Regions from separate parts of the Homo sapiens genome. Here all the other regions are linked to region 1. The links are chromatin loops, found by intact Hi-C in ENCODE. Cell type or tissue: endothelial cell of umbilical vein. All regions are shown on one strand. Region 1 holds the start of PRIM2 (DNA primase subunit 2). Region 2 overlaps DST (dystonin). Region 3 overlaps DST (dystonin). Region 4 overlaps DST (dystonin). Region 5 overlaps BEND6 (BEN domain containing 6). Region 6 overlaps BAG2 (BAG cochaperone 2). Region 7 overlaps DST (dystonin).

Region 1 (4,000 bases):
TACAATACACCTATAATAATTTTGTAATGGGGGTGGGAGAGGCGCTAGAGCAGATGCAGGTGGTGATCCTAATTTTCAGCAACATGAAAGTCAGGTGATGTTGCCTGCTCATTATAGGCCTGTGTGTCACTGTTCTTGGATCTTTACGATCCCAAGAGTTAACATAAGGTTTTACGTGGTCTGCAATCCTGAACTTAGAGGAAAGTGCTGTAGGTTCTGGCTAAATGAGGGTCTTACTTGATGGACTGGGTCCAGTTACTCACTTCCTCTGTTATGACTCTGGGAAACAGAGCAACTGTCTTTCGGAACTCCTTTTCGGGAGCATCCACAAGTGCCTTACAAAAGTTCCATCCCCAACACCCCTCCTCACTCCACTGGCAAACCTATCTCTCCCCAACTCCTCCCTGGTACCTGGGTGTCTGCCCCAAACAACCAACCCGCCAAGTCTGTCCTTCTGCTACTGCTGCCTGCAAAGTGATCCATCTCTCCTTTCTCTCGACTTGCAAGCCTTAATAACAGGATTGCTCTCTGTCCTAAATTCGCGGAAGTTTCCCCTACCTGCAAGAATTCAAACTCGGGAAAACACAAACGGTGGCAGCCACTGTTCCCGGGTGGCGGGAGAGTTCATATGAAACCGGAAGAGGAAGTGACTAGCACAGAAGGCCAGCCCTGCCCCACCTCCCCTTGGCGGGTAGGAGGGGGTTTGGCCTGAGGCTCTGGGCATGCTCAGTGGAGCGCGTCTGGGAATTCAAGGTGTTCCGTCCACCTTGGCAGCTTTAAAGTGTTTGGATGTCAGTGTTTTGGGGATTTTTTTTCCAAATTTTAAGATGCATTTCCTGTATGTGGAGTCGGTAGCTTTAACGGTTGAAACTGGGGTGCTGAATGCTAGTGGCGAAAACTCCCACACGCCGAAAATTGAACCAATGTAACTTCGTCTGGGGACACTAACAAATATTCCCTATATTGAGGAAAATATGGCGCTTTAACCCTCAGGGCTGGCACTCATCACTTTCAATCTGGGGAGGAATGAGGAAAAAAGGCATTAGGATCTTTTTTGCACCTAGCTCACTATTAGGGGCTCTTTTTTTTCCGCTCGTTTAATCTTTCAGCGACCTATAAGGTCCTATAAGATCGTATTACCCCCATTTGGCAGATGAGAAAACAAGTTACAAGATCCTCGTTAGTTTGCCCGTCTACATACAATACATATTTTGAATTTCGTATTGGGCGGCAAGCCCCTACTGGCAGGTTCCACGTTCAATTCGCTCCCCGCTCTCCGGCAATGCCTCGCACAGAGGAAGCGCGCAGCTGAATTATCTGTGGAATGAACTAGAATGAATGAAAGAAGGCACATTCGCAGGAATCGCTCTGCAATCTACAGGAATTAGAAGAACCCAGCCTCGGAGGGAAGGTAGGGTGGAAGAAGATGAAGCACTGGAAATCACGCGGACGTGCCGCTTACTTTCCAGATGTCCGACTGCAGACTCACAAGCGGGGCGTCAGAGCCACCACACCAGTTCTCCGCTGTCTGTAAGATTTTCGAGAACTGGAAATTAACTTCACTCGTGGCCTCTAGGAGGCGTGCCTCGCTTACAAATGTGCTGGAATGAGGCTCCGGTATAGGTAGTCCTTAGGAGATCAAATGAATGCTTTGAAATGTTCACGTTTTTAGAAATGCAAAGTACATTGAAACAATATCAAGCTTCAAAGCATCTACCCAGCCTGGACTAAACTGTGGCTGGCACTGACTTTATATCAGGACCTGTTCTAAGTGGTTTACATATCAACTCATTTTATTATCATAACCACATAAGATAGGTTATTCCCCCCGACCCACCACCAATACCCGAGACAGAGTCTTGTTCTGTCGCCCAGGCTGGAGTGCAGTGGAGCGATCTTGGCTCACTGCAACCTCCGCCTCCGGGATTCAAGCGATTCTCCTGCCTCAGCCTCCCAAATAGCTGGGATTACAGGCGCCTGGCTAATTTTTGTATTTTTAGTAAAGATGGGGTTTCACCATGTTGGCAAGCTGGTCTCGAACTCCTGACCTCGTGATCCGCCCACCTCGGCCTCCCAAAGGTTATTATATTAAACGTATTTTCTAGATACGGAAACTGAAGAACAGAGAAGTTAAATGAAGTCAAAAGGACACAAAATGTCAGAGCCATGTTCAAACCCAGAGAAACTCTCCAGGCCCCACTGTGCTAACGATCTCACTACACCAATTCCAGTAATATGACAGCAGAGCTTCACCTCATTTCTTCCTCTCTGTATTAAATACATAATACAAATACGTAATACAAATACATCACGTGGTCCAAAGAAGACACCTGAAAGCATATAAACTGCCTGAAAAAACCTGCATCACAGACCATAAGAATATTTACATGAATATCTTATCTCTGGATAGCAAACAAATTTAAATATTATAAATTACAAAGAAAAAAGATATAAAGACTTGACCATAAAAAGTATAAAATTATGCATGTAAAAAATTCACAGAAGTATTTTGCACTCATCAAACTAGAGAAAGGTCTACCAAAAGTATAACATCGAAAAGGTTAATGCCATCAGGATACAAAGAAGTTAACTCATTAGGAAAAAAATCCTAAGACACAAACAGAAAAATAGGACAAGAAGAAGAAGAGGTAACTCATAGAAAAAATAACTACTGTTAAATATGAAAAATGTTTTTATCACTAGAGGCAAAGAAATTTTCTCCTGCAAAATTGTCAAGGATTTTATAATGAAACTACTCAGTGTTGCCACCTGTTTTGCTCCTCATTTAAACCCCTGAGGCTCTTCATGACTCCCATATGGTGTAGTTCTTTAAATAATTATAGCCCTCTACTACAGAAGTTCTTTATCTTTTGGAAGATCAAGATTAAGAACTTCTGTAGTAGAGGGATGTTAATTAGGTCTATGAACCACTGGACAATGTGATGAAAGCTCTCTTCAGAAAAATGCACCTACACACACATCTATACTATTTCAAGAGGTTCAAGATCACCATATGTGGCTAGTTAAGAATTCCAGCACTACTAGGTTTTAAGCTTTCTTTGGATGAGCCCTTTTGTTCATCTCTGTGATCCCCAAAGTACTTCCTACAATATCTGCCCAATTAAAAGACGAAGTAGCCAGTGTCATTTCATGACCAGCTCAGAGAAAACTGGAAATATATGTTCATGCTTAACATACCAATATCTTACTATGTCACATAATAGCTGCCTTTTCATCATATTAAAAACTGATTTTAAGCCCCGGGGAACAAAATACCCTGTGTTGGTCAGCTATTCCAGCATTTTTATTGTTTCCTAATGCCACAGTTTTGGTCACTACCTCACTGTGAAGGGTGTTTTTCTGAATCCAGAGGCAATTGCAATATAAATCCGCATATCACGGTAGCAATAATGCACAATAATGTTATACATTTCAGCAGCCATGTTCAGTAAATCACTGTGAGCTCTTTCATGTATTCACTTCATCTACAAAAAATTGATTGACACAATGCTCAGCCCTGGCAACCAAGATTCTTGTAAATACAGACATTGACCTCACAATCATGGGAAGGAAAACATACATAAACATGTAAGTTTTACTTCCACTGAACCATAGCATCTCAAAAACAGGGATGACTGTTTCATTCATTTCTGTGACCCCAGTGCCTGGCACTCCATGGGCCCTCAATAAATACTTATGAAACTGAATTGTTTTTGTTTTTTCTTTGGTTTTGTTTTGTTTTTTGAGACGAAGTCTCGCTCTGTTGCCCAGGCTGGAGTGCAGTAGCATGATCTCGGCTCATTGCAACCTCCAACTCCTGGGTTCAGGCAATTCTCCTACCTCAGCCTCCCGAGTAGCTGGGATTACAGGCGCCTGCCACCATGCCCAGCTATTTTTTTGCTTTTTTAGTAGAGACGGGGTTTCACCACGTTGGCCAGGCTGGTCTCAGACTCCTGACCTCAGGTGATCCACCTGCCTCGGCCTCCCTAAGTGCTGGGAT
Region 2 (4,000 bases), 670 kb after region 1:
CCAAAGACTGAAAGCTAAAGTGCAGCATTTGGGAAGTGCATCTTTTAAAGGGTATGTTTTCTTGTTTGGAGGATGAGAGATTTTTAGTAGAGCACTAGTAAACACTGAATGGTTTATTATTATCCAGATCCCCCTGTGGCACTAAATCATGGCTCACATCAATAATTACACCCTCATCAAATTTTAGATAACCCACGTCACCAGCTGGCTGGAAATTGGTATTGTCTTTGAGTGTCGGTTTAACAAAGGAATTCCACTGACTGCATATGATACAGTACATAACACTTGAAGTGGTGGCTTAGTGAGATCATGAAAACAGATCTTTTAAGTTTGGTCCTTAATTTCTTGTCCTTTTTATTTTAGGCACTTTATAATCAGTATTTACAGTTTAAAGAAACAGAAATTCCACCAAAGGAGACAGAAAAATCAAAAATTAAACGTCTATATAAATTATTAGAGGTAAGCTCAAATTTGCTTTGTATTGTCAAGCATAGTCTTTGTTTTGTTTTGTTTTCATTTTTGCTTCACATTAAAGTTTTTTGTTTTCTCAAGATTTGGATAGAATTTGGACGCATCAAGCTCCTTCAAGGTTATCATCCAAATGACATAGAAAAAGAGTGGGGGAAACTCATTATTGCCATGCTAGAGAGAGAGAAGGCCCTTCGTCCAGAAGTAGAAAGGTAGGCCAGAGGTGTTTTCTGCCATGAATATCAAGTGGGGAGGGGGCCTTTGTGTTCTTGTGAAAGAACTTAAGTTAAACCTCTGTTTACTTGGCCTTGGATAAGTCTCTTAATCCTTTTGATCCTCCATTTTCTTACCTAGAAACTCTTCTAAGAGATTTTAAGGAGGCAATCAGTGAAGTAATGTATATAAATGACCGGCTAGGCTGGATTGGTATGTGAAGTCTCATCTAATAAGGCTTTACAGTTTTAAAACCAGTCAAAATTACTTGTAATTTCTCATATTGACCTTAAGTCACCAGGGCCTGGATCTAAAAGCTTATAGGACAACAGCTGATTTTATTTCTTATTACATTTTTTTGCTATAGTTCTCTTTCCAAGGGGCATTGGAAACCAAAATCTAGCTTGCCTTCATTTAAAGGGTGTTGGATGGCGTCTAGAACACACTCAGTAAATGTTAGTTCAGGTTCCCTTTCTGCCACGCTTCTACAAGTGGATTTACTCCATGAAATCATCACTAGTTCTCTGTCATTTTGTCTCTCACTACATCCAGTTGCCCAGGAAGGTACCATTTAGTCTTCAGGAAATGCTTGTTGGATGAATTTGTCTCCCTTACAGTCTTAACCTGGTACCTGGGAATTGTGATCTGTGTTCCTCATTAGCCATGAAGTCTATAGGACCTAGACCTTGCAGGGTGTATTAGTCCATTCTCACGCTGCTAATAAAGACATATCTGAGACTGGGTAATTTATAAAGGAAAGAGGTTTAATTGACTCACAGTTACATATGACTGGAGAGGCCTCACAATCATGGTGGAAGGCGAATGAGGAGCAAAGTCACATCTTACATGTCAGCAGGCAAGAGCTTGTGCAGGGGAACTCCCATTTACAAAACCGTCAGATCTCTTGAGACTTATTCATTACCATGAGAACAGTATGGGGGAAATCGCCCCCGTGATTCAGTTATCTCCACCTGGCCCCACACTTGACACATGAGGATTATTACAATTCAAGATGAGATTTGGGTGGGGACACAGGCAAACCATATTACAGGGTAAGGCCTGTGTGGCCAGACACACCTCTCCAGCCCCCTTGCTCTCTGCACAGTAGCCACACTGGCTGCCTTACACCTAAACATTCTCAGATCTCAGCTCCAACATTATTTTCTCGAGAAACTTTCCATGGTTCCCTAGGCTAGTTCAGATATCTTGCTTAGAACTCTCATGTTTCCATGTATTGTTCCTTCATAGTGCTTATCTTGGTTGTATTTTTATATTTATTTCGGTGATTGCTTAAGTCTTGCCTATTCCACAGATATGAGCTCCAAGAATGTGGAGAGAAACCCTTGTTTTTTTTCTGTCCCTTGCGTTGCCAGTGCTTTACACAGCGCCTGACACAACATTAGAGGTGCTCAGTATTGTCATGTTCTCTGTGCCTTACACATTGACTTCAGGATTCAACGTTGTGAAATAATGCATAAAATAAATATATGAGAGCATGTCTAACCTGTCAGTCCTTTATTAAATTACTGATTACATTTATGTTAAAGTATAATAATATGTGTACATAACTGGATTATTAAAACCAAAACAAGCCATAAATATACAGGATGCAGCTTTTACGGAAAAGGTAATTTGAGTGATTGAAATGAGATACTATGTTAATCATTTGAAATAATGGAAAAGTATTCCAGAGGATACAGAGTAGATTTTTAGTCATCAGAACAGTAGCTGAATTTTAAGATATGTTCATAAAAGAAAGCAGAGAGTGGTTGAGAGTTCAGGGCCTAGAAGCCACTCAATTTTAAATTAGATTATTAGCTCAGCCTGCAAAGTTGTATGATGTTAGACAAGTTCTTTAACCGTCTAAGCCTCAGTTTCTTCATTTGTAAACAGGATGTAATAGTGCCTACTACATTGGGTGGTTATGAGTATGAGATGAGTTATGTATCTAAAATGATTAATTTCTTGCACATAATAATTACTTAATAAATGCCAGGTGCCACTGTTATTGTTTTGAGCTATTCTGTTCACTCACTATATTTGATGTGGCACTCTCACACTTGATCTTAGCCAAAAGGCCAAGAAGCAATTGGTGTGGCACTCTCAAATTTCCCCTTTCTTGACCCCTGAAAAGAAAAATATCTATTCTTAGAGTGGAGAAGTAACAGTATTATTGGAGGTAGGAAAATATTTAGGAGGCTGGTTGGATAAATGCCTTCATGTTTCTTCATGCGAATTTTTTGGCATTGTCTATGTATTGCGAGTAATAGCTATGTGGCATGGAAGTGTATGAAAAACAAATGGGAAAGAGCCAGTGTTCTTATGCCATGTAATATCCTATAGAATGGAAAAACAAGCACAGACAAATTAAATTTGTAAGCATTGCATCAGTATTCTACTTGGCACTTTATAGTAGGTTTAGAAGTAACATTACTGGGAGCGTGTCATATAAAGAAAGGTAAATGGATACTTTTTCCATTAATTTAACCTAATAAACAAATGACATGGTGGTTAAAATGGAAGCGTACTTTGCTTCTCATCAAATTCATTTGTTTATAGGTACTTCATAATTTCTAGCTGTTTGCCTTCCTTACATTATTCAGCACAGACCTGGTCTTTTGCAGAAGTCAGACTATGATTGGATATTTGTGTTCTTTTAGCTAATGATTGGTATTGCCAGAATAATCTTTACTAGTTGTCCTGGACATCTGTGAGGCATCTGAGTTGTTTTTTAGGTGGTTGCAATTGGATGACTCTTAGTGCAAATATTTGGCATATCCTTTCCAGTGACGCCCAATCTGCCTGCTTTGTTCATACTTGTAGGGTTTTAATACAAGCTACAAAAGGCAAACCTCAGCTAGCAAACGAATGGCTTTAGGCTAGATTCTTTTGAATAGTTATCAGCATATTATTTGCTGTGTGTTGCATATGCATGTTGAAGCATATTTAAGGAGCCACTAAAAGCTGTAATATTCAGCTGCCACTTTTCACCGTTAGAAGTAGAGCTTTTTCCAGACCTCCTACCTTTTAGTCTACTTTGAAAGGTGAAAGAAAGAACATCGTTTCAGGAATAAAAATGCACAGTAGTAGTTATAGTTACCGTAGCAGTGATTCTGTGTTTAGTAACACTACCAGCACTCGAACCAGTCTTGATTCAAATGAAAATCTTCTCTTGGTTCATTGTGGTCCAACACTGATCAACTCTTGCATTAGCTTCGGCAGTGAATCCTTTGATGGACACAGGTATTGAATCATTGGTGTGGGATTGTGTTTTACTTTTTGATGGGCAGCACTTTTCAGGAATGGTGAGCTCTTTGAC
Region 3 (4,000 bases), 610 kb after region 1:
ATACAATGTTTTTGAGCATTTTTTGTGTGTATTTTAAAAGCATTAATTTTCTTATCAATAATTAATATGTTAATATATTGATATTTATGTTACCTCTATTTTTTCAAGTAGGCTGTCTAAGGAACTCTCCCAGGAGAACCTGACAGCTAATTTTTTATGAACGTACTTGTTTGATGTAAAAAAATTGCATTGAAAAATATTTTAATTTATAATTTTCACTAAAGCAAACTATCCTTCTTCTCGTCACCCAGTTAGTATAAGCCAGTGAGGCGATCTCATTTGGGACAAGCCTTCTTTTATTATTTATGTTTCTTTCTAAAGATAGCTGATTGTTTTCCAGAATACTGTATCCTTTAGATATAGAACTTCTTTAAGAGCGGACTGTGAACCCTTTATGTGGCTGATGTTTTGCTCCCTACTGCAGAGCTCACTAGGATGCCTGCATTTTACCCAAGGTTCATTAATGGAATGACTCTTCCAGTTTCCTTTTTTTCCTGAGGGACCTTTCCTCTATTATTGTGTACAGATTGGGCTCTTGATTTTACCTGTGATTGATTTGTTTTTGCTTAAGATAATAGTTTACAGGGAAGCTTTTATATTGGTCAGAGATATTATGGCCTCATTCTGTTTAAAATTCGTAGTTTTCTTTGTGTAGGAAAAGTTCAAGCTTCTTAACCTGGGATATAAAGCCTCTATGTCCACCGGCGCATCGTTCCAGCCTCATCTTCCACCTCATGCTTCATTGACTTCACCACTGCTTTCCTTCCTTGCAACTCATATGTAGTTTTGTGTGTCCTTGCCTTTTTCCTTTGTTCTTGCTCCTCCCTCCACCTGCAACATTCCCATCTTCTTTGCTGGGAAGACCTCAGACTGGGTTAAGCTCCTCATAGCTTCCTGAGTGTTCTCTGAATGCATTTATTTTATACTGCAATTTCTTGCCTAAATTTCTTTCATTTCAGATTACAGGCTTCAAGAGGTGGCACTCTTATTATTCATCTTTGTACCCATAGAACTTAAAGGATACCCTGGCATATGACGGATGAATGCTCAATAAATAGTTTGTGACCTGAATTGAATTGCAGCTAAACAATAGTAATAAGTTTAAATAATGGGAAGTCAAATTTTTGTGAAATTTGTCTAGATTAACATCAACCACTATAATGTCAGACTTTTAAAAAAGGAAGTTTAAACATTCAGCAAGCAGTTATATAATGATTCTCTTTTCTTCAAAGTTGAATTTGATTTAGCCTATATAAAACCAAACAGTTATAGGTTAACAAAAGGAAATTTTCAGTGTAGTATTTTTGATAAGTTAAGCCATTTAGGTAATACAGACCTGGCATGAGCTAATGTGTTCTCACTCCAAAATAAATTTGAAATATTGTCCATGTCATCGCCAGCATCTTGTTTAGAATTTTTGTTGCCCATAGAGTGTTTTCTAGTCTATTTTACTTTCTTGGGATATTCTTTTAAGTAAAAGATTAGTGCCCCCTAGAGGTAAACTCTAGGTGCAATGCTATATACATATTTTTTTGAAGTACTGCAAAATTCTACGAGAATTGTGTGAAATACAGAAAATGCTGTATCAGCCTTGTTATGTAATTCAAGTTATGTAAGTTAATCCCAGAGTATTTCATAGTGCTTTTACTTTGCTCGTCACTTCCTCTAGCACTATTGATCCAGACAGTTTTTTGTCCCATAGGGAGAACATATCCAAAAAGAGAAAAAGGAATGCTTTATTAAAAACTGAAAATGGAATGTTAGGGATATTGGCGGTTAGTATAGTCATCTGTGAAGGAAAGTTACCAGGCCCAATGCCTATGACTCACTCCTAGGGTAAAATAAAAGCTTTTCTATGTAGGCTTAGCTGTCTACTTTCCCTTCTTTTCTTTCCCTTAAATTTCTTGCTCGATCAGATTGGAACCCCAATTCTTTCCCCTCAGTTCATTCCCGACCACCCTTTACCCATAATGTTGATTTTTAATTTTTAATAGCATCCTCTTTTATTCCACTCATTTGTGCTGAGGAAACTGACTCAGTATTATAAAGTACTTAGCACAAGGTTAGGCATCTAGTAGTAACTCATGGTGTGTGTGTTTTTGTTTATTATTGTTAGTGACATTTGCTTTTCGGAAAATGATATCTTATATTTTGTAGGATGTTTTCCATATACAGTATTTCTGTGGACCCTCAGAATAGTCAGCTGAGACAGGAAAAGCAGGCAGTATTGGGGATAGCCAGTGTCTTTGGATTTTTTTCAAGCATTATAGAAGTTAAATTAGTTTATTTCTGCATTTTCTTCTAAAATTCTTAAAAAATTAAGCCATAAGTCTTAAGAGTAGCTTTTATTTTATACATTTTCTAAGTTGACAGGTCATTGATTTTTTAAAATGATAATAATTTGATTTAAAGATTACAGACTTTTTGTTCTCTAGGTTGAACTAGGAGTTTTCTGTTTTCCAACCTTTATTTTAAAGATAAAAAAAACCCTGAAGCCTAGAGAGTTTAGGCTGTTGGTACAAATTCATAAGGCCAAGGGCAGAAGCAGGACTAAAATGTCTTTTCCCTTATCACAGGTTTTCTCTTTTCCTAATTTAGAGGGAGTCTCACTCTTTTGCCCAGGCTGGAGTGCAGTGGCATGATCACAGCTCACTGCCACCATGCCCAGCTAACTTTTTGTATTTTTAGTAGAGATGGGGTTTTACCATCTTAGCCAGGTTGGTCTTAAACTCCTGACCTCATGATCCACCCACCTCGGCCTCCCAAAGTGCTAGGATTACAGGCGTGAGCCACCACACCCGGCCATCTTTTCCTAGTTTAGATTTGCATGGCTTAATATTATTATTTTCCTTCTCTAAACATGTCTGTTTTAATTTTCCTTTGTTGTCACATAAATACGATAGTAGCAAATGACACCTGGTTTTGGAAAGTTTCCCTTATGTAGAGGGTTTTGTTCAGTCTGGCAAGTCAAGTTGTGAAATTGCCTTACTATGAGATAAGTGTTCAGAATCATACCCCATCTTTAACTGTCCTGGAGTGAGAAAGACACAAGAAGTGGAATATAGAGTGAAATGTAAGTCTGGTAGGGTGTAGGCATAGTGGACCAGAGAGCACAGAATTCTCAGCACTATTACAATCCTGGAAGTCCCCAAAGTAATCATGTGCTTGGATTCTACTGTCCTTCTGTGTACTGAGGATATCAGACCTGCACAATAAAGCCATTTATTTTGAGAGACAAAGCAGCTGGCTGAGGATCAGGAGCTGTATAATATTGTTTATATAAATATAATCTTTTAGTGTTCCCATTCAGGCTCTTTTAGAGTTTGGCTGCTTTCTGGTTATATTGAAGATACGCAGAGAAGTACATAGATTTAGAATGTACATGACATTCACAAGCTTAGCTTTTCTGCCTTGTTTTTAAGTAGGCCTTAGCCTTATAAATTCAAGCTTGTGCCTTAGAACGGGACTGGGTGAATTCTTACAGTGCTCTAATACAAGAGTCCCCAACCCCCAGGCCACAGACAGGTACTGGTCCGGTCCATGGCCTGTTAGGAAGTGGCCTGCACAGTAGGAGGCGAGCATTGGGCCAGCCAGCCTTACCACCTGAGCTCTGCCTCCTGTCAGATCAGTGATGGCGTTAGATTCTCATAGGAGCATGAAACCTATTGTTTTGTTTGTTTGTTTTTTGAGACAGAATCTCACTCTGTTGCCCAGGCTAGAGTGCAGTGGCATGATCTCGGCTCACTGCAACCTCCGCCTCTTGGGTTCGAGTGATTCTCCTGCCTCAGCGTCCCAAGTAGCTGGGATTACAGGCATACGCCACATTGCCCGGCTAATTTTTTTTTGTTATTTTTAGTAGAGATGGGTTTTGCCATGTTGGCCAGGCTGGTCTCGAACTCCTGACCTCAAGTGATCCGCCCACCTTGGCCTCCAAAGTGCTGGGGATTACAGGTATGAGCCACCACATGGCTGTGAACCCTATTGTGAACTGTGCATGTGA
Region 4 (4,000 bases), 460 kb after region 1:
TAAATCTGTTTCCAATTTTCAGGGTTCAAATGGGCCTACTTTTATATAGTTTACCTTATATTTTTAAAAAGTATTCATGAAAATTTTTGTGGGAAAAAATCCGATACTTTAATTGTTAAAACACTTGGATCATGTAGCCTGGGAGAGACTTTGCCACATATAAATATGTATGATTTCCCTCAGTTTGTGTGTGTGTGTGGGGTCCATATTTTCCTATGATATATTGTTGAAAGAAGTGTTGTTGATTGTCTTTTCCTCTTTTTCTCTCTTATCTGTTTACCAATGACACTACCAGATTAGAGGCTGCACCAGTCAACACCCATGGGTCCATGGGTGGTAACTGTTCCCATCTGGCTATGAGTGATTAATGGTGTTTATGTCGTGGCATAAATCACATTTCGTTGTTCAATCAGCTGAGACTCAGGCCATTAAAAAAATTTACTCTACAAAAATCAATAACCAGTGGTTTTTGGAAAGGAGCAGTTCTTTAACAGTTATTCTCCAAGTCTGTCTGTAAAGATAAATAATCAAATTACTATCCTCACTAAAATAGTACAGGTAACAAGAAATATAATCTCACAGATAAAGGATGACCTTAAATAAGGACAGATAGGAAGCCATTTTTAGGAAGATAGAAAGCAGCCAAAGAAACCCAATACCCTCTTAAAAGTCTTTAAGAATGTCACCCTTTTATGCAGAGCCAGCCAAAAACAAAATCTCAGAAAGCTCAAGATGGATTTTCAGAAAAGCATGGAAAATAAACTGGGTTGATAATAGCATGCTGTGACTGACCTAATGCCACTCACAACTCCCTATGGATTGTAGCTACAATACAGAAAATCAATTTTATTTACTTTTTGCCTCAAGTTTGCCTAATGCCTTATTGTCATTAGAAAAATATACAGACTGTAAATAAATAAATTAGCCAAGATGATGAAATTTTATGTAAAATAAAATGGAAGACAGCTTTTTTGGGGGGAAAGAATAGAGAGCTACGTCTTACATACCTCACTTTGTGGGAAATATTACGTGAACTTCTAAAATAATGGGGTTTACACCTACTATGTGCCCACAAAAAAGAAAAATAAATAAAATAAAATAATGGTGTTGACCATGCATAGCCACAGGCCTAAACAGATTGAGGTAAGGTTGGTAGTCCTGATGCAATTAGAGTTTATTTCACGTACCTAGGGTGAGTGTTTTGGGATGTGGCTCACACAGCCTGTTTGTGCTGCAGTTGCCACTGCTTTTGTGGGAAGCCCAGTGTTTTTGCTCAAATTGGAGCATGCCTCACTGATTTCTGCCTGTAACTTGCTTCTTAGGAATCCATGGCTGCAAGTTACATTTCAGGAATTCGAGTTATACCAGTTTTGCATCTTTACCATGAGTCTCAGCGAAGTAGAATTCTCAGTAGGAAAGTCAAGACTTCCTTTTGATATGTCGTTATGTTTATAATTTTGCAGCAGAGATAGTCAACATCCTTGTTTCCTTAGTAAGCCAGTGGCTCTGTAAATAATCACAAACACAACCCAACAAAGAAGGAAGGAATAACATCTTGTGCCTTTTCCCTCTATGGAAGATATTAACACTTTTATGCAAGACATGACCCTACAGATTTGCTCCAGCTAGATGAAGGGAGGACTAACCTTCAGGCAAAGTGCTTTGGCAAAAGCATCCTGTTTCTCATTTCACTGTGTAATGACCAGGAGCTGAGAAGAGCTCTGTTTCCTGTCACTGCGCAGCATCATTCTCATTTACATTATTGGCAGCTGTTACTTTGCTGGAAGTTTAAATTATCTTGAGAACTCTAAACCGAGTTCAGATGTTTGTTTATTGGTGCTGCCATAGGCTTCTGAAAACAGTCTTTTGTGTTCTCCCAGTCTTAAGAAAAGGCTCTTCTCAGAATCAGCCCTTCCTCCCTCCTTGCTCTTTTCTGGGAACCTGCTTCAGTCTCATGAAGAAAATTAAATAAAGAGGACAGGGGCTTAAAACTGGTCAGAACGGAGTCTCCAGTGGTGAGGTGACTTGAAGCGGAAAGGAGTTGGGACTCAACATCCTGCATTTGTGCTTTGTTTTCGAAACTTCGAGTTAGTTGCATTGATGAATTAAGCAGCAGGCTAGTAATGGAAAATATTTCTACTGTCCTGGTGGGGGAGCCAAATACTATAGGTTTGTAACAGGAAGGCTGTTGATTCTGGCTTCATTGTTGGGCCAGTCATTTGTGAGCTGGTGGCCGGACCACAGGCCACACACTTCTTCCGTGCAAATCTTCATGTATTGAAACTGCCTGTGTATTGTTTTTACGATTGGAGACTTGGCCAAGAAAAGATGGTGAGCTCCGGGTTTTATTTTTTTGGTTTCTGCATATTCCCTCAGCTCCGAGGATGGTGCAGGATATGCCAGACCCAGTTTGGGGGCAGGGAGGGCGGCGGTGGTTGGTGGGGGAGATGTTTAAATCATTGAGCATATGTGAGTATTTTGCTGTTAATGCTTTTTCTGTGTCATTCTCTGTAGAGTTCCGGGAACGCGTCCTATCGCTGCTCTATGTCTTCCTCTGCGGATTTTTCCGATGAGGATGATTTCAGCCAGAAATCTGGCTCCGCATCCCCAGCTCCGGGAGACACCTTACCCTGGAATTTGCCTAAACATGAGAGATCGAAAAGAAAGATTCAAGGGGGCTCAGTGCTGGACCCTGCCGAGAGGGCAGTGCTTCGGATAGCAGGTAAGAGCATCTGGGGAAGGGGATGGAGTGGGGGAAGAGAGTTGCGGAAATTCGCCCATCTACCTCCTGGGGGGCCATAGCGGGAGCTGATGCACTGGGCAGGAATCTGTGCTCAAGGTGGGGGAGGATGATGACCATGTTTACTTTATGCCTTGTTTTACCGATAGAGCCATTTGCCCTGCCTGCTGGTGACTAAGCTGTTTGGCCCTGCCTTCTGGTTGGACGAATCGATTCCTTTGAAATGCAAGGAAATATTTACAGACATTTGCACTAAACTTTCCTAATTACTGCATTAGTTACCATAACATTCTGAAAGTATTAGCTCCAGTGATTGCTAGTATATTTGCGGGAAGCTGGAAGTGAGCAGCCTTTATTTTCATTTTTGCCCAGGGGCACTGAGCTACGCAGATTGAGAAGATCCATGGTTTTTGGTACCCAGGATTGCAAAGCATATTCCAGCAACTTGGATGTTGTTTTTCTTTAAATGTAGCATCTCTGTCTGCATCATTGTATCCATAGCAGCTTTCTGTCCTTAGTGCTTTTGAGGGTTTGGCCATCACGCCTTCCTGATTAATTAATACATGAGATGTGCCAATGTTTCTGTTCTGTGTTACCCGGTGTTCCCTTGCATTGGCCCTAAAAGCTGAACCAGAAGTGATGGCTTGTTTTACCCAGCTGAAAGCTGAGAACACTGTGGAAATCAACCTTCCAACCCCTGCGTGGTTTGTGTGTATGTGTCCTGTGCATGAGAGGTGCTTCCAGGGGTGTTGTTCCTTTCTTCCCTCAATATTTTTTTTTTCTTTCTTTCTTGGAAATGGTAACAGGGCAGGATGGAATGTGTCCTTGGGGACTTTCTTGCAAAGGCAGAAGGCCAGGTGTTCTTTAAGTTTGTTTCTGCATCCAGTGGTTCAGGCTTCCTTTCCTTCCCTCTCTTCCACTCTTAACTCTGGGGGTCCCTTTCCACAGTTGTTTTTTTTTTTTTTTTTTGCCTCCTATACTGTATTGCAAAGTTGGTACTTTCTCTTCCTCCAAGGGGGCTGGAGGGGACCAGCCCAGATTCCGGCCATCAAGGCAGCTGAGAACCCCCTTTTTGTCCCCCCAGTGGGATTTTCTGATTACGGGAAAAACAAACAGTGCCTAGCCAGCCATTCTCTAGTCAGGGTTTCTGGGGCAACAGCCTTGAGCTTCTTCTGGCTTCCGCTGTGAGATGCTGGCTGGTCTCACCCAGGCCTTTGAAGAGCAAGGGGTGGAGTGAGAAAGGGGAGGTGGAGGGAGGAT
Region 5 (4,000 bases), 290 kb after region 1:
CAACTACCATGTTGCCTATGAGAAAGCCACTTCACCTATAAAGACACACATCGATTGAAAGTGAAGGTGTAGAAATAGATACGTGATGCAACTGGGAACCAAAAAAGAGCAGAAGTAGTTATATCAGGTAAAACAGGTACAAGTCAAAGACTGTAAAAAGAGACACAGGAGGTCACTTATAATAATAAGGAAGTCATTTCAGCAAGAGGCTATAATAGTTTAAAATGTCTATGCACACAACACAAGAGCTCCCAAGTATATAAAGCAAACATTAATAGATCTAAAGGGAGAGACAGATTGCAATATAATAATACTGAGGAACTTCAACACCTCACTCTCAATAATGGACAGATCCTCCAGACAGAAAATTGACAAGGAAACACTGGAGTTAAAGTACACCATAGATCACATAGGCCAAACTGATATTCACAGAATATTTCACCCAACTGTTATAAAATACACATTGTTTTCATTAACACATGGCACGTTCTCCAGAATAGGCTATATCTAGGCCACAAAACAAGTCTCAATAAATTCAAAACAGTAGAAATCATATCAAGTATTTTTTATGACCACCATGGAATGACACTAGAAACTGATAACCTGAGGGTCTCAGAAAATGCACAAACACATGGAAATTAAATAACAAGCTCGTGAATGACCAATGAAGTAATTAAGAAAAAAAGTATAAAATTTCTTGAAACAAATGTAAATGGAGATACAACATTCCCAAATCTATACTATACAGCAGAAGCAGTACTGAGATGGAAGTTTGTAGCAATAAACACCTATATCAAAAAAGTAGAAAGACTTCAAATAAACAACCTAATGGTGTACCTCAAAGAACTAGAAAAGCAGGAACAAACGGAGCCTAAACCTAGTAGAAGGAAAGAGATAATAAAGATCAGAGCCAAAAAACAAAAAACAAACAAACAAAAAAGGAGATTTAAAAAACCAGATCAATGAAAGAAAAAACTGGTGTTTTTAGAAGACAAAGAAAATCAGCAAACCATTAGCCAGACTAAGAAATAACAAAGAGAAGGCCAAATAAATAAAATGAGACATGGAAAAGGATACATAATAACCGAGACCACACAAATACAAAGACTCATTAGAGAGTATTATGAAAAACTCTTTGCCAACAAATTGGAAAACCTAGAAGAAATGGTTAAATTCCTGGACACATACAACCTAGCAAGATTGAACCATGAAGAAATAGAAAACTTCAACAAATCAATAGGGAGTAACAAGATCAAAATTATAATAAAAAGTCTTCCATCAAAGAAAAGCCCAGTACCTGATGGCTTTACCCCTGAATCTACAAACATTTGAAGAGACAGTAATACCAGTTCTGCTCTAATTCTTCAAAAAAAAAAAAAAAAAAGAAAAAGAAAAAAAGAAAAATTGAAGAGGAGGGAATACTTCCAAACTCATTCTACAAAGTAGTATTTCCATGACACCAAAACCAGAGAAGGGCACAACAAAAAAACAAAACTACAGGCCAGCATCACTGATGAGCCAGATACAAAAATCTTCAACAAAATACTAGCAAACCAAATTCAACAACGATGTTTAGCAGCATCCCTGGCCTCTGACCACCGGATGCCAGAAGTACCACCAGTTTTGACAATCAAAAATATCTCCAGGCATTCCTAAATACCCTGCGTTGGAGGAAGGTGGCTAAATCACACCTCCCTCTCCGCCGCCCCCCACCATTTTAGCACCACTGTATTAGATCACCTATAAGTTATAATATATGTTATGTAACATTACGCCAGAGATTATATACCCTGAGGCCGCTTTGGAAATTTCAGGAGAAGGCAGTTTGGTCACTTAGTTGGATGTTATAGAGGTGATAGCCTAATATTCTGTAAATCTTATAAATACATTTTTCTTCAATGCCTGCAAGAAAGAAGTAAAAAATGGAGACAGGCTGGAAAAAAATCAAGCTCTTGCATGTGAGAGCTACAGGCAACTTTAGGGCAGCCACAGGAATAAGAAAGAATATATTAAAAAAAGGGAGGAATTTAGGCCTTACCCTCACAGACCTGAGCCATAGCTGGGAAATTGTTACCCTTTTAAATCTAAGCCACCAGTGACAACCTGAGCTCAGGACTGAGTGGAGGGCACGGTCTACCACAGGGACCATGCTAGAAAAGTAAGTTTTTCAAAGAATATTTTTGGTGGCAGGGCAGGGCCATAGGCTCCTGTGAGTTAAATGACTGAGAACAGAAAAATATAACAGTATTCCACTAGATGGTGCTATATCTGATTAATTTATCAAGCATGTCCAAATTAGGTCTTACCTGACCCTGTCTTTTCCAGCATATTTTCCTCAGTCCTTTTTGCAATAATTTGAATTCAACCATACTTAAAATGAAAGATATTTGCAAATTTAAAAAATTCCATTCTAGCTAATCTCCATTACTGATTCAAAATACATGCATTTCCAGTCTAAACAACTTGGCACTATTAAGTCAGGCTCAGGTTCAAAAGGCACAAAGTTCATAGCAAAATGTCTGTTCCTTGTTTCAATTTTAATTAATGCCATAGCTAGCAGATTTAATAACACTTCTATTGTTAAGTACAAGCAAAACTGATATAAAAATCTCTTAACTTTCACTTCTTTAACATTCTGCTGGCTGATATAGTCAGAGATGAGTTTTGTGCCTATCCTTGGAAGTCAGAAATATTAAAAAAAAAAAAAAAAAAAAACAAGAGTTTAGGATATCAAAATGCTTTACAGACCTCTGAAATATAACAGTGTGCCCCAAAAGATAGCCACTTGACTTGGAGGTCTGGTAACATACCATTTAGAAAAGGAAATTGCCGGTCACGGTGGCTCACGCCTGTAATCCCAGCACTTTGGGAGGCCGAGGTGGGCAGATCACTTGAAGTCAGGAGTTCGAGACCAGCCTGGCCAACATGGTGAAACCCCCGTCTCTACTAAAAATACACAAATTAGCTGTGTGTGGTGGCGCGGGCCTGTAGTCCCAGCTGCTCGGGAGGCTGAGGCGGGAGGATTGCTTGAACCCAGGAGGTGGAGGTTGTAGTGAGCAGAGATCGCGCCACTGAACTACAGCCTGGGCTACAAAGCAAGACTCCGTTTCAAAAATGAAAAATAAAAAAGAAAAGACAAGGAACTTAGTTACTGGGTGGAGTGCTTTCTGACATTTGAGGAGTTCAAGGTGGAAGGATTGCTTGAGCTCATGAGTTCAAAACCAGCCTGGGCAACAAAGTGAGAACACTGTTTCAAAAAAAAAAAAAAAAATAGAGAACTTGGTCATTATACATCAAGGTAACTGGGTGGGTAACCTCATGTCAAAATAGGAAGTACTAAGGGCATATTTAAGCAATTATCTAATAATTGAAAAGTTGTGAGGTCACAATCTACTGAAATTTATAATCACTTGGAGAAAAAAGATACAGGTAACCTTATCTTTTATAACTTCTTTTTTTGGAAACAAGGTCTCACTCTGTCCCCCAGGCTGGAGTGCACTGGCAACATCACAGCTCACTGTAGCCTCCACCTCGCTATCCTCCCACCTCAGGCTCCTGGGTTACTGGGACTACAGGTGTGCACTACCACGCTGGGCTAATTTTTTTTCTTCCGTATTTTATAAAGATGGGGTCTTGCCATGTTGGCCAGGCTGGTCTCGAACTCCTGGGCTCAAGTATCTGTCTGTCTCAGCCTCCCAAACCATTGGGACTACAGGCGTGAGCCACCATGCCCAGCCATGTTCTCTAACTTTTAAAGTCAGTCTAACAGTATGTGTGAGCCAAGGGAAAGAATTTCACTGCAGTTGTTACAAGTAATAGTTTTTTGATTTGTTTATGTTTTTGTTTCAGGAAGACAGACATTGTTGACTCTCGGCAGAGCTGGTCTTAGTTGTGTAGCAAAATAGATAAGGGACTCTTGGGGGAGGATGGGAGTGGTAGTCAGTAACATGTAGGGCGTTTGGGGCAGGGGATTACTGCATTACATTCAGCTCCACATCTC
Region 6 (4,000 bases), 130 kb after region 1:
TAGTCACCTTTGTATCCCTGACAGTATCTCTGGCCCAGAATTTTGTGTGTCATGGATGCTATATCATAAATTGGAGATTACATTTTGTGAATAGCACAGTTCAAAATGGAAACTATAAAGTTCTTTATCTTTTAGCTACTCATCACTTTTATCTGTGGGCCACTTTTTTACTGGTTTAGTATAAGTAGGAAAAACGTATCTTACTAGTATTAACACAGAATCTCACAAATAGCTGGGTGTGGTTGCTTGTGCCTATAATCCCAGCTATTTGGGAGGTTGAAGCAGGAGGATTGCTTGAGGCCGACAGTTTGAGACCAACTTAGACAACATAGCAATATCCTGTCTCTTAAAAAAAAAAAGAAAAATTAGCTGATGGCATTCCTGTGCCTGTAGTCCCAGTTACTCAGGAGGCTGAGGCAGGACTGCTGGAGCCCAGGAGTTAAAGGCTGCAATGAGCTATGATTGCACCACTGCACTCCAGCCTGGTGACAGAGCAAGACCCTATCTCTTAAAACACACACACACACACAACTCAGAAATACTGTTGTTACTGTTGTTAACTAAAAGGTATTCTTGAGGAAGTGATATGATGTGAAGTTAGTAAGTTATTAAAATTATCGTAGTTGCCAGGTGTGGTGGCTCATGCCTGTAATCCTAGCACACCTCTAATCCCAGGCAGGTGGATTGCCTGAGCTTAGGACTTTGAGACCAGCCTGGGTAACACGGTGAAAGCCCGTCTCTACTAAAATATGAAAAATTAGCCGGGCGTGGCGGCAGGCGGCTGTAGTCCCAGCTACTCGGGAGGCTGAGGCAGGAGAATCAATTGACTCCAAGAGGCGGAAGTTGCGGTGAGCCAAAATCACACAACTGCACTCCAGCCTGGCGACAGAGCGAGACTCCGTCTTCAAAAAATAAATAAATAAAAATTATCGTATTTGCTGATTCCAAACGTCAAAGATAAATTGTTAAGTCAAAAGATGCAGAACATTGTGTAGAATATGCCACAACTTAGGTAGAAAAGAGAATATATATGCATTTTAGCTTATATATGCATAAACTATATCTGGAAGGATAAGTAGGAAAAGTAATAACATGCGTACCTTAGGGGTGGGAAAACTGGCAAGGGGTGAAAATCTGGGTAAAAAAGAGCCCTAATGTGACCTCTTTTACAGCCTTGGAACTTTGTACCATGCGTATTAGCTACTAAAAGTAAAACTAAAACAAGAGCTTTAAAATCATAAATCTGTGTCCATTGATGTATGAAAGGATAAGCAAAATGTGGTATATACATACAATGGAATATTATTCACCCTTAAAAAGGAAGGAAATGCTTCAGTGTTCTACGTTGGATGAACCTTGAAGACATTATGCTAAATGAAATAAGTCAGTCCCAAAAAGACACTATTATTCCATTTATATAAGGTAGAGTAGTTAAAATCATAAGAGACAGAAGATAGAATGGTGGTTGCTAAGGTCTGCAGGGAGGGGGAATGGGGAGTTAGTTACTGTTTAATGGGTATGAGTTTCAGTTTTAAAGATGAAAAGAGTTATGGAGATGGACGGGGGTGATTGTTCCACAACATTACAAATGTATTTAATACCACTGAACCGTATGCCTAAAAATGGTTAAGATGCTAAATTTTGTTGGATTTTACTACAATTTTAGAGAAACTGTAAATACTTGAAAATATTACTGATTTTACTAACAAGCTGGATGCAACAGGTAACTCAGGCGTGTCAGTGGCAATCACTCTTTTCCCTCAATTTATACAGGTGTCTTTAATACATCTGGTGGAAGTCACTCCGGTCAGAATTCAGGTACCCTCAATGGTGGAGATGTCATCAATCTTAGACCCAACAAACAAAGGACCAAGAAAAACAGAAATCCTTTTAGCAGCTGTAGCATACCCTAAGATGTTTTGGGAGGAAAACAATTGAATTACATTGTGCAATGCATTAAGAAACCCATCCAGCTGTCATGGTATGTTACAAGGTTTTCAGCAGACTTTGCTCCTAATGGCTCTCTGAAAGTGACAGACTTAAATATTGCTCTGCAGTGCTTTTCAGAATGTAGAGTGAGACCTCTGGTGGAAAAATTATTGCCCTGTGGACTCCTTTAATTTTTTTTACATTAGACGAAGCTTCTCCTGTTTGTAAAGGAATGCTATAAGAAATTTCAAACACAGGTTTTGCGGAATTTTAAATGCTGGAAAACATAAATGAAATGCCTAAATATATTGTTACAGATTTTAATACTGTGGATCAAGGAAAGATAGCAAGCATTCTTTTCCTGAAATTGGTCATGTAGCTTTTCTGCGAAATAGTATTGAATCTGAATACTTTCACAAAATAATACTGAAAGGTAAACCCTAAATCTTGCCAGACTGCATTAGTATTTTGGCATTGAAACTTGTGCAATATCTGTGTAATGTAGAATGTGGGGTGTGCATGCAGATGTCTGGTACTGGAGTAAGCTGAAGGTATGTGCAGTATTTAAGAAAATGTACATTCTAATTAATTCACTTATAAAACCATTTACATATTGTGTATATGTTTTTATTTTCAAATGATAAACTCTAGACATATATTTTGCAAAATGAGCTTGGGTTTAAAAAGTGCTTTGTGCCAAAAATATCATACCTAATTTTTATAGTGCTTTACTATCAGAATTTATATTGTTTATTATATCTTTTAAAAGCAGTAAGCAGTTTTCATCTGACAGCGTAGATAAAAGAGGAGTATAGGAATTTGAATGCTAGAGCATCTCCCAGGTGAGCCTTATTGCAGATCTTTTTGATATAGTCACCCATAAGCATGGTGAGCTCCTGCTCTCATAAGGTCAGCCAAAGCCCCTTAAGAAGGTACACAGCACATCTGCAGTCATTCAGGAGGTCCTGTGAAGTGTGGTGATGCATCTAACACCTTTTGCTGCTCACTGAGAACCCAGCTTTGAACTTACAAGATTACACTAACCATTTTTAAAGTGCACAAAAATATTATTATTAGTCTTAACTAAAATTACATATTTTATAATGCCCTGCAACTCTAAACCATCCTTTTGTTTACACATTTTTGTATGGTATTTTAAGATTATCAATCACTTCAACATTTCTATAACCTTGTTTGTATAGCACTTTCTCAAGAGCTGTCAGTCCCACATACAGAATCATTTCTTTTACAAAATGATTTAATATGTAATCATGTGTCAGGACATAAATTTTGTCACTTGGGACAGTAGCTTTCCAGCTAAGATAATTGCGTGAACTCTGTTAAAACTGATTATCACTCATCAATGGCTTTATTTTTAACCTATAAATAACCCCTTTCAATATACCTGGTTTTTACAGCATTGCAAAATCTGTAAAAATAACTTTTATTGGAAAATGTCATGAAGTCATTTTTCATTATTTGTACTAAACAATGTTTTATGTACTCCTTTTGTGTTTTATCTTTTGTTTTTCCATCTGTACTCCCCTCATCCTCCTAATGTTGAGAAAATCAAATTTCCTGGGTGTGTCCTTGTTAAGTGATCAAAAGTAAATGTTCTCTTTGCCATTTTAGATGGAAAAATAAAAAAAATTAAAAAGTAAATTTTTGCTTTTCATTATATTGAAATGATCTGGCATTATCTATTTCACAGTAATGTAAAATGCTTATTTTTATGTCACCAGTTGTCACCACTCCCATTGCTGATAGTGACATAGGTTTTGGGGGCAAAATTCAGTTCCTAACAAACAGTGGATACTGCTAATGAGTCATCTTTTCTACTCTCTTCAATTTTCTACTCTCTACTCTCCTCTTTAATTTTTGCACAAAATAATACTTTGCAACAAATAGTCTTTTGTCTTTATTGGCAGAAAAATCACTTGTTATATGTGTTCTAGTTAGTTCTTTTTCATGTTAGCTGTGTGGCTAAAAGCGTGTTACCTTTCTATATTTAAAAAAAGTAATCTCTGAGGATAGTTACAGTTCCTGTAATATAATTTTATGTACCTAGTTT
Region 7 (4,000 bases), 410 kb after region 1:
TCTCAAAAGAAAAAGAGTAACTCTTATTAACACCTGGAAGAACTTATAGCACCACCTACTGTTTCAAGCTAAAATTTCCTCTGTTAAAAGACATGGCTTTTTTTTAATATTACTTAGGAGAAGAAAGTGTCATAAATCAAGGAGCTGTAATTCCTTACAGTTATTTAGGGAAATAAAGGTGAACGGTCATCGTTGTTTATAGTGTTTGTAATCATAGCTGTGAGCTGCTGATGTGTAAATTGCTGCTGCCAGATCCAGGAAGTGAAGCAGTAATAATAATGATAATAATGTATTAAGTATTTTTTCTATGCTGTGTACTGTTCTGAGTACGTAATGTGGATTATCTCATTTAAACACCCCATTACTCTACAAGAGAGACGTATTGTTATATGCATTTGACAAATTAAAGAAGAAGCAAGGCACAGAGAAGTAATTTAGCCAAGACCACACACCTAGTAAGTAATAGAGCTGGTATTATATTTGAACCCAGGTAGTTTGACTCACTGGAGAGTAACAAAGAACTCTCTCCTAATGATCGGTACCTCACATGTGTCTGTCTTCAAGGCACACCAGCAATGTGACTCATTTTCCTATTTCCACCTGATTTCTTTTTTAGATAGTATGAATAATACACTATTGTGTTCAAGACTATATTTTATTCACACAAGTAATATCCATAGTAATTATAGTGAATGTTTCTGTACTACTACGTGCTAGGTACTCTTTGAAGTACTTTACCTCCATTACTTTATTCTTTTCAGCAACCCTATGAATTACTATTTTAATCCTTATTTTATAGGTGAGGAAATAATTAAGTAACTATTCAAGATCATACAACTAGGAAGTGACAAAGGCAGTATTAGAACCCAGATAGTGGCTGCAGAGTCTGTGTAGTATACCACAGTGCTTATAAATAGTTATTTTAAAATAGTACAAGTAAATTTGGGTATAAAAGAAATAACTGAGGCAGTGCTCAGATCTGGAGAAAAAATGTTAAGGTGGAATGAAGATGCCTGAAGTTTAGGAAAGACTGATTTAAGTGGTTTAGAATTTTTGGCCGCATGCGATGGCTTACACCTGTAATCCCAGCACTTTGGGAAGCTGAGCTGGGCAGATCATGAGGTCAGGAGTTTGAGACCAGCCTGGCCAACATGGTGAAACCCCATCTGTACTAAAAATACAAAAATTAGCCGGGCATGGTGGTGCACACCTGTAATCCCAGCTACTCAGGAGGCTGAGGCAGGAGAATCGCTTGAACCCAGCAGGCAGAGGTTGCAGTGAGCTGAGATCACACCACTGCACTCCAGCCTGGGTGACAGAGCAAGATTCTGTCTCAAAAAAATTTTTTTATATCATAAATAATTCTGCATTGAATATCTTACTGGGCACTCTTGGTAGAATTTCTCTAGGGTAGATACAGGGATGTGAATTCACTGAGTTATTGTTTTGCAGAATGGCTGTGACAGCATGTTTTAATCTCTGTCATTTGGTTACTTTAGCGAAGTTTTATGCAGTTTTTCTCCCTAAGTGTTTCTAGAATTTGTAGTCCACTGAGGACTATTGGTAATAATACCAGTTAAGCAAAATCTGGTTGCTTATTACTCATAAGAGAATCTACATTCTTACCAAAGAAATGTACTGAACTTACTCCACTATTACAGAAGCTACTATATCATCAAATATTTTGTTCATTCTACCAGAACACCAAATTTCTGAATTAGAATGCAGGGCTATGGGAGATAATGCCATCTAGTGGTCAAACTAAACTCTGGTTCCTAGAGATTCTTAGTCTTCAAAGTGTAGAAAAATTATCAGAGAAGCTTGTTAAAAAATGAGATTGAGAAGGAAAGACAGAGAGAGAGAGAGAGAGAATGAATGTGTGTGTGTAGAGGGTGGAGGGGGCGGGTGGGTGGATGGGGAATGTCCAGGAAGCTGCATAAAAAGCAGCCTGTATGGTTGTTGGTTTTGATGTGTGTGGTCTAAACTGCCCTAGAATTTGGTTCAGCATTTGGCCCAGTTCCCTCTTCTCCTTAATCCTCTTCTCCAGCAGCTGCTGTAGTACCTCCTGAGTTACGTGGGAGTGGTGGGGATGTTCTGGGACTATTTTCGGTTGAAGAGGACCAGCTGAGCTTGCACGCAGGGGCGGGATGGGAACAAGACTAAAGTATTTGCGGATGGATTAGGAGAGCCCAAACAATGACCTCGGTTTTGCCAAATCCATTTGCATTTTCTCCTTACCGATTTCTGTTGACCTCATTGCTACTTTTGACTCTGGGGTTAACCCCCTCCTTTTTTAAAAATTATCTCTTTCTTCATATCCTTCAGCCTGGTGTACAGGCTCTCCATAATTGGACAGTAGCCCATCTTCCGGCTCCCTCAGTGAGAATCCCACTGTACACATTTATCTTTCAGAATCCCACAGAATCATTATTATGCCTTTTCTCATACTGTTCATCTCTCTGAAATTCTTACTCCTCATTTTTTATGCATTTACTGCAGACTTTAAGCCTTTTATACATCTTCAAAAATTCAGAAGACACACAAACTGAAAGAAGCCCTTCTTGGATCATTTAGTGTTTATCTCTCACTAGTTTCCCACCATATTTAGCTTGTACCCTCATACCAGCACATTATCAAATAACGTTTCTTATTGTTGTAAATACTCCACCCATCTGTCTATCATCTATGTATTATTCATTCATTTCTTATGTTGTTTCCTTTGTCTTCAATATAAATTCAATTCATTCTTCAAATGCCACCCACTCAACTAAGCCAAATGTAACTATACTCAGCTTCATTCATTGATTTCCTTCTCTGAGATCTGCTAGCGCTGAGAGTCTACTACTTTAACCACTTTAACCCTTCATTACACATTCCCATGTGTTTATGAACTCTATGTTAGATTTCTCCTTCTGCTCTCCAGTAAATTGTAAGCCATGAGGACCAAGACTATTTTATGTAATTATTGATATTTTCCAAAATTGCATGTTCTCAGTTGCATAATATGACTTAGCTGACATGTTTCCGTTGTCTGAGTTGTCCTTATACTCATCTTGCTCTAAAGAAGAGGAAAATGACAATTTTATTAAGCACTTCCTATGTGTCAGATACCATGCTTAGAATTTTACATGTATATATATATACACACACAGAAACACACACACACAGATACACACACACACATATATATATTTTTTATCTTATTTTATTTTATTTTTTAGATGGAGTCTCACTCTGTCACCTGGGCTGGAGTGCAGTGGCATGATCTTGGCTCACTGCAACCTCTGCCTCCCAGGTTCAAGCAGTTCTCCTGCCTCAGCCTCCCAAGTAGCTGGGATTACTGGCGTCCACCAGCATGACCAGCTAATTTTTGATTTTTAGTAGAGACAGGGTTTCGCCATGTTGGCCAGGCTGGTCTCCAACTCCTGACCTCAGGTGATCCACCCGCCTTGGCCTCCCAAAGTGCTGGGATTACAGGCGTGAGCCATTGTGCCCAGCTGGAATTTTACTTATATTTATGTTATTTAAAACTTAAAAGCCCTGTGAGTGGAATGTTATACATTTTGTAGGTTAGAACAGTTGGACTCAGAAATATTTAATACATTGTGTAGCTGTAATTAAGAAGTCAGCATTTGGACCCGGGCCCATCTGACGCCCAAACCCATACCCTTTGTGCCACCTCGTTGCTTCCATTTGAGTTTGGAACCCTCACTTTGTGGTGTTTTGCAGTGATGATTGGCATTCCTGCTCTTTCCTTCCTCAGAAAGAGTCTCTCTCAGGAATGTAAAGTGGCACTTTACCCTGGAATGATATCCTGTCCCGCTCCCTACACTCTACTTCAGGCCAAAATGGAAACGCCCTTCTTCACAGTCTCCCTGATGCTTCAGTCAAGCAGTGTGCCCACCTGCTTTTTTTCCCTCCTTTTTTTTTTTTTTTTGGACTGGCTTTACTCAATTAAGAACACTTCTTAATGTAGAATAACTCTGGGCCCTGAAATACT

What was found. A loop is a pair of places that touch in the nucleus more often than their neighbours do. Peaks named below come from ENCODE experiments on the same cell type or tissue, not always from the same donor. Only the 100,000 strongest peaks of a DNase experiment are listed, where the experiment ranks them.
Region 2: it touches region 1 in a loop (4-fold over the local background); 21 of 110 quality-filtered maps call a loop at or near these places.
Region 3: it touches region 1 in a loop (5-fold over the local background); 9 of 110 quality-filtered maps call a loop at or near these places.
Region 4: a loop joins it to region 1, with 9 times the contacts of the local background. A loop is called at or near these places in 6 of 110 quality-filtered maps.
Region 5: it touches region 1 in a loop (8-fold over the local background); 29 of 110 quality-filtered maps call a loop at or near these places.
Region 6: a loop joins it to region 1, with 11 times the contacts of the local background. A loop is called at or near these places in 49 of 110 quality-filtered maps.
Region 7: a loop joins it to region 1, with 11 times the contacts of the local background. A loop is called at or near these places in 102 of 110 quality-filtered maps.

The regions. Positions count from the first base shown.
Region 1 is chr6:57,314,260-57,318,259 of GRCh38, reverse strand. It overlaps PRIM2 (DNA primase subunit 2), which reads right to left and starts at 630. Exons shown (of 14, transcript NM_000947.5): 1 at 559-630. RefSeq lists a silencer at 1,496-1,545. In endothelial cell of umbilical vein, a CTCF peak has its summit at 1,554; DNase peaks (open chromatin) are centred at 669 and 1,569; H3K4me3 peaks cover 1,524 bases; H3K27ac peaks cover 2,217 bases.
Region 2 is chr6:56,642,546-56,646,545 of GRCh38, reverse strand. DST (dystonin) reads left to right here. Exons shown (of 104, transcript NM_001374736.1): 14 at 364-459; 15 at 553-680. Among named protein-coding and RNA genes, the nearest start is that of DST-AS1, 200 kb to the left of the region's middle. In endothelial cell of umbilical vein, no CTCF peak of the experiment used is centred here; no DNase peak of the experiment used is centred here; H3K27ac peaks cover 440 bases.
Region 3 is chr6:56,706,692-56,710,691 of GRCh38, reverse strand. The region is part of intron 5 of DST (dystonin); the gene reads left to right. Among named protein-coding and RNA genes, the nearest start is that of DST-AS1, 140 kb to the left of the region's middle. In endothelial cell of umbilical vein, a CTCF peak has its summit at 1,503 (motif pointing left); a DNase peak (open chromatin) is centred at 1,621; H3K27ac peaks cover 1,652 bases.
Region 4 is chr6:56,850,119-56,854,118 of GRCh38, reverse strand. It overlaps DST (dystonin), which reads left to right. Exons shown (of 104, transcript NM_001374736.1): 4 at 2,515-2,722. All of the region lies in intron 1 of DST-AS1 (DST antisense RNA 1), which reads right to left. Among named protein-coding and RNA genes, the nearest start is that of DST-AS1, 8.1 kb to the right of the region's middle. RefSeq lists a silencer at 2,034-2,328. In endothelial cell of umbilical vein, a CTCF peak has its summit at 2,142; DNase peaks (open chromatin) are centred at 2,128 and 2,838; H3K4me3 peaks cover 1,674 bases; H3K27ac peaks cover 1,858 bases.
Region 5 is chr6:57,019,549-57,023,548 of GRCh38, reverse strand. All of the region lies in intron 6 of BEND6 (BEN domain containing 6), which reads right to left. Among named protein-coding and RNA genes, the nearest start is that of KIAA1586, 25 kb to the left of the region's middle. In endothelial cell of umbilical vein, a CTCF peak has its summit at 2,244 (motif pointing right); a DNase peak (open chromatin) is centred at 2,318.
Region 6 is chr6:57,188,374-57,192,373 of GRCh38, reverse strand. It overlaps BAG2 (BAG cochaperone 2), which reads right to left. Exons shown (of 3, transcript NM_004282.4): 3 at 2,541-4,000. RAB23 (RAB23, member RAS oncogene family) reads left to right here. Exons shown (of 7, transcript NM_016277.5): 7 at 1,774-4,000. The coding sequence ends at 1,913. Among named protein-coding and RNA genes, the nearest start is that of BAG2, 18 kb to the right of the region's middle. In endothelial cell of umbilical vein, no CTCF peak of the experiment used is centred here; no DNase peak of the experiment used is centred here.
Region 7 is chr6:56,900,813-56,904,812 of GRCh38, reverse strand. All of the region lies in intron 2 of DST (dystonin), which reads left to right. Among named protein-coding and RNA genes, the nearest start is that of DST, 52 kb to the left of the region's middle. In endothelial cell of umbilical vein, CTCF peaks have their summits at 79 (motif pointing left) and 1,748 (motif pointing left); DNase peaks (open chromatin) are centred at 72 and 1,752; H3K27ac peaks cover 350 bases.